Linked DNA regions of Homo sapiens: all the other regions are linked to region 3. A link is a contact called in ENCODE Hi-C or POLR2A ChIA-PET data. All regions are on one chromosome and are shown on one strand. The core of a region is the stretch at or near the end of the contact, and the rest is flanking DNA. Distances in the headings are between cores, read along the strand shown. Region 1 has its middle 12 kb from the start of SMPD1. Region 2 has its middle 33 kb from the start of SMPD1. Region 3 holds the start of CAVIN3 (caveolae associated protein 3). Region 4 holds the start of CCKBR (cholecystokinin B receptor).

Region 1 (3,186 bases), core at 345-2,844, 58 kb before region 3:
AGATAACTTCTTAGTTAATCTGGGTTAATTTAAGCAGACATTCGCTTAGGGTACTTACATTTTGTTGTGTCAGGAAACCTGTACAAACAGCTGAGCACGGTGGCTCACGCCTGTAATCCCAGCACTTTGGGAGGCCTAGGTGGGCGGATCACCTGAGATCAGGAGTTCGAGACCAGCCTCAATATGGAGAAACCCCGTCTCTACTAAAAATACAAAATTAGCCGGGCGTGGTGGTGCATGCCTGTAATCCCAGCTACTCCGGAGGCTGAGGCAGGAGAATTGCTTGAACTTGGGAGGCGGAGGTTGCAGTAAGCTGAGATCAGACCATTGCACTCCAGCCTGGGCAACAAGAGTGAAACTCTGTCTCAAAAAAAATTAAAAATAAAAAAAAAGGAAACCTATACAAATTCTGTTCAAGTGGCCAGCCAATTCTTGAGCTGTCTGTGAAACTGCAAATTGAATTCGAAATTCCAGACAGCAGCCCAGCACTGATGGGGAAAGGTCTCCCTCTTGTGGAAATTTTAGGGATTACTGGAAAGCTAGTAATCTATACCTTTAAGAGCTCAAATCCAGAAGAAATTTTTCTTGACAGGCAATTCCAACGCAGTGTATGTAGAACCCCCAATAGTAGGGGCTGCAATTTAAATTCAAGCTATCTGGATTAGAATCTTTGTTCTGCCACTTATTAGTTGTGTGACCTGGACAAAGCACATCACTTTTTGAGCTTCAATTTCTTTCTGTGTGACATGAAGATAATAGATAATATAAGGTTGTGAAGTTACAATGAGACAGTACTTAGATTAATAGATGTGACAGAGGAAGACTTTTAGTATCTGATGCAAACTTTTAAAGTTGCATCTTATATTTCATTACCAACTATACAGAATCTACCACCTTATACATAGTAGATGCTGTATCTGTATTGACTATCATTGATTTAATGAGGTCTAGCTGATAACTCTCCCCAGTTTTCCATGCCTTATCCACACTGTCCATTGACAGGAGAGAGGAAATCTATGGTTACAGTGAGGTGGAGGCTGAAGGAAAAGTTAAATGTTAAAAACTGCCCTTCGCCACCCCGCCCTGTGGAAGACGTAGGGAGTATTTACTTAATGACAATAACTTAGCTCCATCTATTGTCAGGAAATCATCCATTTATTCCCACCCACCGCCGCCAACACACACACTGTTCTGTGTCAGGCCCAGACCAAGAAGCTGGGGATATACCTGTTAGTAGGAAAAGCCCTGCCCTACAGAAGACTCCAGCTCAGGAGAGGATAGGGGCAAGAATAACATACTTGCCTCACCCCATCAGCCAGCATGAGGAAGCAACATAGAAGCTGTCCCCTGCAGACCTCCTGTCAACAGTCACGTGAGCACCCAATGTCACCAGTGTTGACAGATGATCTTCCAGTCGTTCCTGGGAGAAGGCTTTCCATCCGCAGCTACCTACATCTTATATAGGATGAAGGTCACCTCTCTGTGTCCTGAGATATTGCCACACTCCAACCACACTGTCTCATGTGGACATTCACTTAAAACGACTCAGGATACTTGTAAGCTCCACTGAAGCAGTCAGATCTTTGACACACAGGAAGGGGAGTGTAATGTGGAAGGAAGTGTCTCAGCCCTGTACTTGGGTAGGCTGAACAAGGGTGAAATCTAGTCCTGAAACCTAGACAGTTTTACATTTTTTTTTCTTTACCATCTCTATTCTCTGAAGAAGCTAATCCTTGGGAGGATATTTTTCAGCTTCCAAACAGAAATTGAACTAGGAAACCAATATATATGGTTGTGCATGCACATTTGTGTGCACATGAGTGCATGGGTGGTGTGGTGGATGGGCACCACCCCCAATGCAATAGCTCTCTGACTTCATCAATGCATCCAGTCTATCTTCCTTTTCTCTCTGTTTACCCACCTGCTCCTGGCTTCCTGTCTGTTTAAAATAATACTTTATAATCTAACATTATAGTAATTCCTTTGCAGATATGCTCAGCTCCTGTGTTCCCCTCTCCTCTGTCATTTTCATCTGGCTGAACTCCAGTCTCAAATGATCCCAATTACTTTCATTTTCTTCTTCTGAACCAGAGTAGCTGAAATTGTTACAGCAAATTCTATAGCTAGAAAAAGTGATATAAGGCCGGGCGCGGTGGCTCACGCCTGTAATCCCAGCGCTTTGGGAGGCCAAGGCGGGTGGATCACGATGTCAGGGGATCGAGACCATCCTGGCTAACACGGCGAAACCCCATCTCTACTAAAAATACAAAATATTAGCCAGGCGTGGTGGTGGGCGCCTGTGGTCCCAGCTACTCAGGAGGCTGAGGCAGGAGAATGGCGTGAACTCAGGAGGCGGAGCTTGCAGTGAGCCGAGATCGAGCCACTGCACTCCAGCCTGGGCGACAGAGCGCGACTCCGTCTCAAAAAAAAAAAGAAAAGAAAAAAAGAAAAAGTGATATAATGATAAATTCATGATCCCCAGACTCACATGGTCCCTCAGTGCTGCCTGGCAATTTTTCCGTGTTTCTCTAGTGAGCTTGCTCTTTTTCTACTTTTTCTAACTTTTTCATTGCTTTGTAGATCTTTTCATATCTCTGCATCCTCTGTCCTCACACCACCCACTCTTACTGATTTTGCCTTCTATTTTACAGATAATTTAGAAGCCATCCAGAGAGACATTCCCTTGTCTTTGTTACAACAAATTAAAACCCTGCTTGCATCTGTACCCATCCTCTCCCTTTCCCCCTCTGTTATATCCTAATATTTTACAGATGATGAAATACAGGTGCAGAGAAGTTACATAGCTTGCCTAAGATCACACAGCTAGCAAGTAGTTGAGCCCAGTTCCCAGCAGATGAAGCATCCCTCTTACAAAGGGCTGATACTTTTATATTGTTCTATCTCTCAGGGATCTGATTATATTAGCTATTCCCCTTCTCTTAGTTAATTTTTTTTTTTTTTTTTTTTTTTGAGATGGAGTTTCGCTCTGTCACCCAGGCTGGAGTACAGTGCCATAATCTCGGCTCACTGCAACCTCTGCCACCCAGGCTCAAGCGATTCTCCTGCCTCAGCCTTCTGAGTAGCTGGGACTACAGGCACGCACCACTACGCCTGGCTGATTTTTGTATTTTTAGTAGAGATGGGGTTTCACCATATTGGCCAGACTGGTCTCAAACTCCTGACCTC
Region 2 (3,438 bases), core at 323-2,822, 37 kb before region 3:
CTGCCTCAGCCTTTGGAATAGCTGGGATTATAGGTGCCTGCCACCATGCCTGGCTAATTTTTTGTATTTTTAATAGAGACTGGGTTTCACCATGTTGGCTAGGCTCGTCTCGAATTCCTGACCTCAGGTGATCTGCCTGCCTCAGCCTCCCAAAGTGCTGGGATTACAGGTGTGAACCACCACGCCCAGCCAAGAAATTTATTCAATACAAAGTTCTGGGAAAACTAGTTACCATCAGATCAGTCTAGATCCTCTTCTCACATTGTATACCGAGTACTTTCCAGATGAACTAAATAACTTTTTAAAAAAATTCCCAGAAACACCAAAATGTTTATCAAATCTCTGGAAGGAAGTAATGTTTCCATCTTAGAAGCAGTAGAAGTGATCACAAAGGAAAAGATTAACTGACTCGGCTATAGAAGTATTTTAAACTTTAGCATCTCAAAAAATAAAAGTTAAGCAAAATAAAAAAGGCAAATAAACTAGGGAAATATTTGCAGTTAGCTGCACCAAGAACTCCCATAAACTGACTTTAAAAGAATACACTGAGGCACTGATAGGCAGGCAAAATACATGATCAGATGATTTTCCAGAAGAAGAAAGACATAAAATGGTGCTTAATCTTCATAATTAAAGAACTCCAGGAAGGAGAGGCCAGTGGTGGCCAAAGAGTCAGGGAGAATTTCACAAGGGAGGTAGAGTGTGGGCTTGTTCTTGAAGATAGACTTTAAAGAGATGGAAGGAAGAGATGCTCACATTTGTGTGGCATTCCCTGCCTACTGGCCTCTCCTGTGTCCCCTGACTTTACAGAGCTTCTGAGGCCTAGAACTGGATTCTAAATGTCTCTTGGGTCACCATAATCTGTCAGTAATGGAAACAACTTTACTCATGGAAGCATACCACTGTGGAACTTAGGAAAGTCTGGCACAGGGGAGTTCTGGAAGGAGAATTCTGCGGCAGGGGGAGCAGGGCAAGGGCTCTGAAATTCCCACGCCTATCCCCACCTCTTTCCTCAGCAGTCTGAGAGTTTTCTGACTTCAAAACTAACTGCTTGCCCAGCCTTGTCCCCAACTCCTAATTGGAGTTGGGCTGTTCCTTTTTTACAGCTTTCCCAGGAATGTGAACAAAACTTTAATTCGTCTGAACACAGTTTGAACTGGCATTTTCATTTTAGGGTCTTTTCTTTATACTGTATTACTTTGAATCCATATCTTTAAAAAATTAAACAAGCAATACATATTCAATGAAGAAAGTACAGATATAGATGGCATTTTATGAAGTTTTTTCTGCAGAACAGAGAGGAAGAGAACATATAAAATATAAATAGCTCACCTACGTCAAATTTCCAAAGCACAGGTTTTGGATCACACAATAAGGAGACCCTGGCACTGGGCTTTCTGGCGCCTCTCCACTAGGTTCCAGGCCTGGCTAGATCAGGACATCTCACTGGGAGGCCACATTGGAGAGATGGCGTGACATCATTATTGCCTCAGGGCCAAAAGCCCCGATTCATACTTGCGACTCTCTCCTGCCAGGCCTCCCACTCAGCTCCCTTTCTGGTCTAAAGATTGTGACTCATCCTCAGCCGTGCACGGCGGCCATTCTCAATCTTTTCTCCACCACCCACACACAATGGATGACAACCATATTCATACGCACTCTCAAAGGTTAAACCCAATTTTATCGAAACCCTGGAAGAATTTTGGAAGGAAATCAAAGCCAATGGCAAAAATAACTATTACATTTCAATGCAATACGATGACTTGAAAATGACATGACAATTGGTGTGTTAGCAATCTTCCTACCACTGCTGGGTGCACGTGTAGCAAAGGTTTTGGAGAAGCAATTCCTGAGAGCTGGCTGTGATGCCACTCCCTCTTCTCCCCAGTTAGTGATGGGGACATTATTATAGGGGTAACTTAGTGTGTCACTGTTAAGCCTCATGCATGTATTTTTAATAGCAGTTATTGGGGCTTATTGTGTATCTGTTTACATGTCTGTTTTCACAAATAAACTTTTCTGTTAATTACTGTATCTTTAGCATCCAGCACAGTGCCTAACATTAATCAAGAGGTAATGATTAAACAAATGAGTGAACAAATCCACTTTGCCGTGAAGCCTGTATGCCCCTTGCTCTGACTCGAAGAAATTCTGCCTTTCCTGTCTTCCAATCTCTGGCCAGCCCACCAGCAGCACTCTGCAACATTTTATAAACACAGTTTGCCTTCTTGTTTGACCTGTTGGTGCTAGTCCAATATGTCACCCCTGACACCTTGGCCCTGTTTTCTGGACGTCTTTACTCAACACTTCTGTTTTTTTCCAGTCCTCAAGAGTCTTTGAGATATTCTCAAGAACTGGAGACTGAGAGGTTTCTTTTAACTCTCCCCTCCCTAGCAGGACCTCTGGGTTGGCTCTCCACATCGATTTTGAATATTTGACAGTAGATTTATCCCTTATCCACTTATTTTATAGCACCCAGAGCATGTAGCGCAGGCCTAAACAAATATTAAGTCCATCTCCTTTGTAGTATATATCACATTTTCCTTCTTTCTTTTTTTTTTTTGAGACGGTGTCTTGCTCGATAGCCCAGGCTGGAGTGCAGTGGCACGATCTCGGCTCACCACAACCTCCGTCTCCCGGGTTCGAGCAATTCTCCTGTCTCAGCCTCCTGAGTAGCTCGGACTACAGGCACGTGCCACCACGACCAGCTAATTTTTTTTTTTTTGTATTTTTACTAGAGATGGGGTTTCACCTTGTTGGTCAGGCTGGTCTCTAATTCCTGACCTCAGGTGATCCATCTGCCTTGGCCTCCCAAAGTGCTGGGATTACAGGCATAAGCCACCACGCCCGGCTATGTATCACATTTTCTATTAAATAAATAATCATACAGTTTGTCTAACAGCTGTGTCTCCTAATTGGAGGTGAGTTTCACAAGGACATGAATTTTATATATATATATGAATTATATATATATAAATTATATATATATGAATTATATATATAATTCATATATATATATGAATTATATATATAAATTATATATATATGAATTATATATATAAATTATATATATATGAATTATATATAAATTATATATATATGAATTATATATATATAAATTATATATATAAATTATATATATATATAAATTATATATATATATATATTTTTTTTTTTTTGAGACAGAGTCTCACTCTGTTGCCCAGGCTTGAGTGCAGTGGCACGATCTCGGCTCACTGCAACCTCTGCTTCCTGGGTTCAAGCAATTCTCTGCCTCAGCCTCCTGAGTAACTGGGATTACAGGCGTCCGCCACCATGCCCAGCTAATTTTTTGTATTTTTAGTAGAGACGGGGTTTCACCATCTTAGCCAGGCTGGTCTTGAACTCCTGACCCCGTGAGCTACCCACCTTGGCCTCCCAAAGTGATGAATTCTATTT
Region 3 (3,414 bases), core at 915-3,414:
GCCAATTATTAGATTTCTTGTCAGTGATTGTTTAGGGAACATAGGCCTAAACCCATCAATGCATGTCATTTTTGTAGCCATAGAATTTGGATTTGGAAAAGCCATGTAACCCAGTGGAAGGCAAGTGTAAAAATTCTGGGAGGCTTCTGGGAAATAAATGTCCTAAATTTTAAGATGGTCCCCTTTTTTTTTTAAGATCTTGTGCAGAGTTGTGAGGCCTGGAATGAAGCTGACACCTGTGCGTATGTGGGCACATACACATGGGTAGGGGGTGTGTGGGGGACATGGGGGAGTGTGAGAGGTGCGGGATGGGGCTCATAGTTGAGCAGTGGAGAGAACTGTAGAAAACCAGATTTGGAGCTGTGAATGACTCACACTTAATCACCACTCTACCAATCCTCTTTTTCAATTATGTTTGAATTGAGTTTCCTGTTACTAAGTACTGTTTGAATTGAGTTTTTGTTCCCTCAGTCTGAAAGCATTTTAACTGGTACATCCCTGATGGATCTCTCTGGGTAAATGTAGTTTCACTGGAAGAGATGGTGATTCCCACCAGATTCCCAAGAGAGCTTATTTTCTCTTGTATTAAGCAGCAGGGGTCAGGCTTATGGCCTTGTATTTGTAGAAATCAGCCATCAGCTTAGCATCACCAGATTTCTGGCATTAGCTGCCCACGTCTGTGGCACTTCAGGCCCATGTAACTATTTCCAGAGTGACACAAGTTTCTTCCACAGTTGTCAACAAGTGGCCCTCACAGGTTCAGTGAGAAGAGGAAGAGGGAGAGAGATCATCAGGATTAATGGATTACTTGCATTTGTGAGACGGTTTGCCAAGTATTGCTACAAACAAGGCACGGGATTTTCTTTTTTCTTTTCTTTTTTTTTTGAGATGGAGTCTTGCTCTGTCCTCCAGGCTGTAGTGCAGTGGAGCAATCTTGGTTTACTGCATTCTCTGCCTCCCAGGTTCAAACGATTCTTCTGCCTCAGCCCTCCCGAGTAGCTGGGATTACAGGCGTGTGTCACAACGCCCTGCTAATTTTTGTATTTTTAGTAGAGACGGGGTTTTGCCATGTTGCCCAGGCTGGTCTGGAACTCCCTGCCTCACGTGATCCTCCCCCCTCGGCCTCCCAAAGTGGTGGGATTACAAGCATGAGCCACCGCGCCCGGCTAAGGCATGGGATGTTTCGAACTGCTGACATTAGAAATTCACAATCCACATCATTAACTGGATCCTCCATGCCCACTCTCTCCCTCTCTGCAGCAGCAATTTCAAATCTTTACTCTCCGCAGTTCCACAGAACACAAGAAACAAACAAACAAGCAAAAAAAGTCAGGCAGGAGCCCAAGTAACCTCTATCAAAGCAAAGACCAGTGCCTAGTCTAACGCTTTTAAGGATTTTAAAAGAGGTGAAGGTGTCCTGCTTATCCTCCAAGCTTGGGTGCTGGGGCCGGGGCGGCTGAGATTTACCAGTGAAACCCAAAGAAAGAGAGGGCAGAAAACTAGAGAAAAGAAACCAGATAATGCTACCCAAGAGGACGAAATAAAGAAGCAGGAAACGAAGCCTGAGGCTAAACCCTGGAGATGACTATTAGGAAAACACCAGAGGATGCCCCGCCCGCCAGCCCACAATGAGCAGCCTGTCCAAGTCACAAAGCGGGGCCTCGGGCCTTGACAGTTCGCGATCTGTAAGCAGAATGTTCCAGGGCCTCCCTGTCGCCTGCATCCAGCCTGGGGGCAATCTTCACTGGTGTGGGAGGCCGAAAGTGGACGGCGACGGAGGCCCCTCTGGTTATCTCTTTGCCGTGCCAACACAGTCTCTGCGCCCACTAAGATGCATGAAATAAAAATTTCCGTGACTCGCCCTTTGCAGTGGAGAACTGAAACAGGCACACCAGGGAATTGGAGCGGAGGAGGGTAACTCAAACTCAGAGTGAGAGGGTTTGCAGGGGGCCGATTTGGGGCCAACAGGCTTCCCAGCAGGCCCCCGGCGCGGGACAGCGGAAGGCGAAACGCTTTCAAGAGACCCCGCTGCCAACATCCCCACGCCCTCGCGCCCTCCCGCCGCCCCAGAAGGCCAACTCCGCCTGCCTGAGTCACAGCTGGAGCTGGGGAGGAGCCAGGGAAAGGAGGCCCCTGACCGTAGTGCGGCCAGCAGTTGCAGGCAGACGGAGCAGAGCGGTCAGGGATCATGAGGGAGAGTGCGTTGGAGCGGGGGCCTGTGCCCGAGGCGCCGGCGGGGGGTCCCGTGCACGCCGTGACGGTGGTGACCCTGCTGGAGAAGCTGGCCTCCATGCTGGAGACTCTGCGGGAGCGGCAGGGAGGCCTGGCTCGAAGGCAGGGAGGCCTGGCAGGGTCCGTGCGCCGCATCCAGAGCGGCCTGGGCGCTCTGAGTCGCAGCCACGACACCACCAGCAACACCTTGGCGCAGCTGCTGGCCAAGGCGGAGCGCGTGAGCTCGCACGCCAACGCCGCCCAAGAGCGCGCGGTGCGCCGCGCAGCCCAGGTGCAGCGGCTGGAGGCCAACCACGGGCTGCTGGTGGCGCGCGGGAAGCTCCACGTTCTGCTCTTCAAGGTCAGTGACCTCAAACGGTCCCCAATCCGAGGCCTTTGCCGGCCTGTGGGCCACCAGCTGGGGGCTCCCCGCTTCCATCCACCTACCACACCCACATTCCTGACCCCTCCCGCCGTCTGTTGCTGTGGAACAGACTCACAGAGCCGCACCCACTTCCCAAGACCCAGCCCCATCCCTCCCTCTCACGCCTGAGCCCCGCCTGGCCAATCCAAGCCCGCCCAGCTCTAGCTCAGGCCACGTCCGCAGAATTTGGTCTGAGTCCCAGCCAATCCCTAAAATAACGGTGGTTGAAAGGGCATTCCGTGACTGCGGGCACTATCCTCTTCTCGCCCCTCACCAGGCCTCACCTACTTTACAGCGTTTTGCAGTTCGCACGCAGCTTTCCCTCCCCTTACCTTCCCACGCCTGCCTTTCCCCCCAGACTCTGGCTGCGGAGGTAAAAGGTTTCCCTTGTGTAATTAAGGAGTGAGTTTCGGGCTGCTGGGGGTAAGGAGCTGCCAGGATCAGTGCTGTGTCCGTCACATGCAGGAGGAGGGTGAAGTCCCAGCCAGCGCTTTCCAGAAGGCACCAGAGCCCTTGGGCCCGGCGGACCAGTCCGAGCTGGGCCCAGAGCAGCTGGAGGCCGAAGTTGGAGAGAGCTCGGACGAGGAGCCGGTGGAGTCCAGGGCCCAGCGGCTGCGGCGCACCGGATTGCAGAAGGTACAGAGCCTCCGAAGGGCCCTTTCGGGCCGGAAAGGCCCTGCAGCGCCACCGCCCACCCCGGTCAAGCCGCCTCGCCTTGGGCCTGGCCGGAGCGCTGAAGCCCAGCCGGAAGCCCAGCCTGCGCTGGAGCCCACGCTGGA
Region 4 (3,376 bases), core at 320-2,819, 61 kb after region 3:
CTAATTTTTTTGACTTTGTAGCTCATTTCCTCAAGAGGCCAACTTTAATTCTCAAGGAGGCTGGGCTGGGCTAGAGGTGTTCCACTTGTGTTCCCACTATCTTTTCCCTGTCAAGGCTCTTCCACTTTGTGCTGCAATCCCCTGCTTTTCTGTCTCGCCCATTAAACTTTGAGCTCTGTGAAGTAGGAATTGTGTCGGTTTTGTTCAACTTACATTCCCACTGCCTAGCACAATCTCTGGTTCAATAAATATTGGCTGAATGACAGAATCCAAGTGTGAGTGTGTAACAACTCGGCTGAGAAAGCATAGATTATTTCGTGGGGTAAATAAATACTTGGATTACAATTTATTCCAACTTTCCCTTTTTGAGTTTAGAAAAATTTCCTTCTGCTTAACATTGCTCCTTCACCTAGAATCCCACTCCTTCCTTTTCTGCCTACTCAACTTCAAGACCCAGCTCTAAGGTTCTAGCCTCTGTGAAGTTCTTTTGGTGCCCACAGTTTAGACCCTTTCATGGGACTTCCATTGTGTCTGTGATTTTTCCATTTGCTTGGTTTCTCTCTGCACTTGGCTATGGGCCATGAGGGTCCAGACTGGGTCTAGTTTGCCCTGTGCCCCCAGCACCTAGCCTAGGGCTGGAGAGAGAGCTTGGAAGATAGCTGGAGACATTACTTGCAGACAAAGAGAGAGGGCACAGAGCCTCGAAAGCTCCAACTAGGGAGGCAGAGGGGTTTGAGAAGGAGTGAAATGGAGGCAGGCAGCTCTAAGGAGCATCCCCTAGTGTCCAGCCTAATTCAGATTTGAGGATCTTTTTTGGGATGGCTGGGGGCTGGGGTGTCAGATGTGATCACAACTTCAGCTTCGCATTCAAGCTTTCCAGAGTGCTCCCTCCCTCAACCAGCCCCCTTCTTTTCCCAGTCCTGCCTTCCTTTCTTCCTTCCCTTCTCTGTTGTGGCTCTGTGAACTGGATGTAAGAGGGAAAAGGAGATCTGCAGGGTTGGCAAGAGGAGGTCCTCGCCTTCTGACTGGTGTCTAGGAGGGGCTGCGTGTTGGGGAAGGGGCTGTGCTTTGGGGTGAGCAGGGGCTCTAGGTGTATTCAGGGGACCAGGATGTGAAGGAGTTCCGACCAGGTGGTGTGAAGCTGTGATGAAGTTGTAGGCTGTGGGGGTGAAGGTGTGAGGGGAGCTGTTTGGGGGCTGAGGGAGTACTATGAGAGGCACGGTGTGGACGTTTGAGAAGGTAGTGTGGAGCTCGTTGGGGGGACTCTATTAGTGTTCTGGGGTACAGTGAGAAATAGCTTGTGGGGGGGGCTGAGGGAGGCACCCACCTCGTGTCCCGGCTCCGCGAATGCGAGGGGGCTCGCAGCTGAGGTTGCCCACACTGCTGCTGTTGAGGAGAGGCGCCCCCGGGCGGCACAGGGAAGCCCCCGGCCCGGGTCCGGTTCCCTGCACGCTCCGGTTCAGCTTTAGCAGCTCCATGGCCCCCGCCGAGCCCGCCGCCTTACTCAGCTCGACCCGGCGGGCTCCCAACGCGGCTCCACCTGCTCACGCTGCGATTCCGGCTCAGGCTCCCGCCGCCCTCCTCTCCCTGCCCCCTGCCCCGCCTGGTCCCCGCCCCCAGCCCAGGCGCCTGCCCTCCACTCTCCCGCGGCTCGCCCCGCCTGGGTTCCCGTCCCTCCGCCAGCCTCTGTCCCGCCAGGTGACTGTGCACCCCCTCCCTGGCTCGGGAGTTCTGCCCCTCCCTGTGCGACTGTCCTCCAGGCTCGCCCCCTCCCTAGATGTGTCCCGTCTCCTCTTAGAGATTTCTCTCCTGCCCACCTCTCTTTATCACCCGCCCCCACCCCCGATTCCCAGGAATGAGAGAGAGAGAGAGAGAGAGAGAGAGAGAGAGAGAGAGAGAGAGAGATTGAAGACAAGAGTATTGGCAGCGTAGGGGGAGGTTTCGGGGAAGGGAGGGTAGGAGGGGTTGGGTAGAGACGGCTGCCACGGATCCAGCATCTTTCTCTGGTGTATCAGGGAACGTGGAGGTGGCGTTGGAGACCAGGTCTGCGTGCGTCACCTGCTGAGGCGCGGATGCTTTAGTCTGAGCCTAGAGCCGCATTTACCGTACTGTGTTGCAGTGGCCGCAGTGACCGTGACACTATTGCTACCGTAGTTCCCTGCAGCTCCTCGCTGCGGGCCTGGGGTAGCTCCTGCATCTGTCTCCGCACCCTCCATCTCCTGTCTGAGGCTTAACACTCAGGCTTGCACTTAAGGGTCCCAAGGAGCCCTCCACAGCTGGGCGGGAGTGGGGGTGGGGCCGGGGCCGAGATTTGGCTCCAGGGAAGCCTTGCCAGGGAAAAGGGCTCCCGGGAGGAAGCTTCTGACTTGAGTGTTGAGGGCAGTTGGGGGTGGTGGCAAGCACTGACAAGGATAAACCAGAGTAAGGTGAGGATGGGATATAATTCTAACGCCGGCCCAGCGCAGGCAAAAGAGAAGGAGAAGGTTGGCTTTCTCCACCGTCTCCAGGCAGCGCCCACGCCCACCCGACACGCTAACGCTCCCTGTTTGCTCTCAGTGCAGGCAGAGCTGCCTGTGTAGGGTGTCAGGTTCCCACGAGAGGGGGCTAGAAGGGGACTGGGTCACTGCGGTGCAGCGGGAACAGGGCTGAAGGGTGCAGGACTGAACTGGGTTCAGCTTCTCGGGGCAGGATTTGCCTCTTCTACTATTTCAGCCCTGCTCCCTATGCATTCTCCTATCCATTCCTTTTCTTCCCCAGATTCCTATCTCCAGATTCCTATCTCCAGATTCCTATCCATTCTTCAGATTCCGGATGAACTCCAATACGATGTGAAATTCTTCTGACCCCCAGCAGTAGCTGTAAGAGGTTGGGGGCGGGCATCAGTGGAAGAGCAAATTAGAGAATGGAGTCTGGCTTTATGGGGGATTCAGCAGGCCCTTATCCAATTAATCTTTTGGAGAGGACCTGGTTCAGCCAGCCCTGAGTTTATAGGGGCTGAAGCATTGAAAGAGAGTTGAAAGACAGTTTATGCCTGAGATGTCATCAACTGCTCCCCCTTTCCTTCCTCCTGGTACTGCCTGTCTTGCCCATCAGAGAGCCTGGACCAGAGGAGCTTGATTTGCTATTTGTTCCGCTCCAGCACAGGTGGGGCCTCAGATAACCTGCTCAAGTTTTCCCACATTGGATGACAGTACGATGAGGAGGGAAGGGAGCAAAGGATGTAAGGGAGAGGGGAGTGAAAATAGAAATAGATGGACATTCACTTATTTAGCAAACTATGCCAGTTCTAGGGGTATGCACTAGTTGTCCAATATAGTTTGCCCCTCAGTAGCACCTACTCTAGTGGGATTTTCCCAAGCAAGCCAATGATTGTAAT

Evidence for each region. A loop is a pair of places that touch in the nucleus more often than their neighbours do. ChIA-PET counts read pairs that join two places held with the same protein, here RNA polymerase II (POLR2A). Pooled maps may share reads with other maps.
Region 1: a loop to region 3 is called in a pooled map, with 3 times the contacts of the local background. The contact joins the enhancer-like site here to the promoter of CAVIN3 in region 3. A Hi-C loop is called at or near these places in 11 of 168 maps with a recorded cell type or tissue (CD4-positive, alpha-beta T cell, Caco-2, Right ventricle myocardium inferior and 7 more) and 15 of 50 pooled maps. POLR2A ChIA-PET finds 5 or more read pairs at or near these places in 12 of 52 experiments (A673, AG04450, BJ and 7 more).
Region 2: a map of left ventricle myocardium inferior shows a loop between it and region 3 (9-fold over the local background). The contact joins the enhancer-like site here to the promoter of CAVIN3 in region 3. A Hi-C loop is called at or near these places in 48 of 168 maps with a recorded cell type or tissue (CD4-positive, alpha-beta T cell, Caco-2, Calu3 and 26 more), 17 of 37 single-sample maps with no recorded cell type and 40 of 50 pooled maps. POLR2A ChIA-PET finds 5 or more read pairs at or near these places in 21 of 52 experiments (A549, AG04449, AG04450 and 14 more).
Region 4: a map of heart left ventricle shows a loop between it and region 3 (2.6-fold over the local background). The contact joins the promoter of CCKBR here to the promoter of CAVIN3 in region 3. A Hi-C loop is called at or near these places in 52 of 168 maps with a recorded cell type or tissue (CD4-positive, alpha-beta memory T cell, CD8-positive, alpha-beta T cell, Caco-2 and 36 more), 31 of 37 single-sample maps with no recorded cell type and 45 of 50 pooled maps. POLR2A ChIA-PET finds 5 or more read pairs at or near these places in 12 of 52 experiments (A549, AG04449, AG04450 and 7 more).

What each region holds. Positions count from the first base shown.
Region 1 is chr11:6,376,764-6,379,949 of GRCh38, reverse strand. No RefSeq gene overlaps it. Among named protein-coding and RNA genes, the nearest start is that of SMPD1, 12 kb to the left of the region's middle. Within about 2 kb of position 1,594, at least 4 of the 41 ENCODE cell types and tissues checked have a DNase peak (open chromatin) inside an H3K27ac peak, as active enhancers do; they include CD4-positive, alpha-beta T cell, where a contact is called at or near this core.
Region 2 is chr11:6,355,530-6,358,967 of GRCh38, reverse strand. No RefSeq gene overlaps it. Among named protein-coding and RNA genes, the nearest start is that of SMPD1, 33 kb to the left of the region's middle. Within about 2 kb of position 1,572, at least 11 of the 41 ENCODE cell types and tissues checked have a DNase peak (open chromatin) inside an H3K27ac peak, as active enhancers do; they include adrenal gland, ascending aorta, heart right ventricle and 5 more, where a contact is called at or near this core.
Region 3 is chr11:6,319,251-6,322,664 of GRCh38, reverse strand. It overlaps CAVIN3 (caveolae associated protein 3), which reads left to right and starts at 2,164. Exons shown (of 2, transcript NM_145040.3): 1 at 2,164-2,572; 2 at 3,101-3,414. The coding sequence starts at 2,189. LOC101927825 (a long non-coding RNA gene) reads right to left here. Exons shown (of 7, transcript XR_930998.4): 1 at 2,968-3,414. RefSeq lists enhancers at 1,398-1,487, 1,518-1,577, 1,588-1,947, 2,158-2,207, 2,751-3,414.
Region 4 is chr11:6,258,031-6,261,406 of GRCh38, reverse strand. It overlaps CCKBR (cholecystokinin B receptor), which reads right to left and starts at 1,569. Exons shown (of 5, transcript NM_176875.4): 1 at 1,328-1,569. The coding sequence starts at 1,478.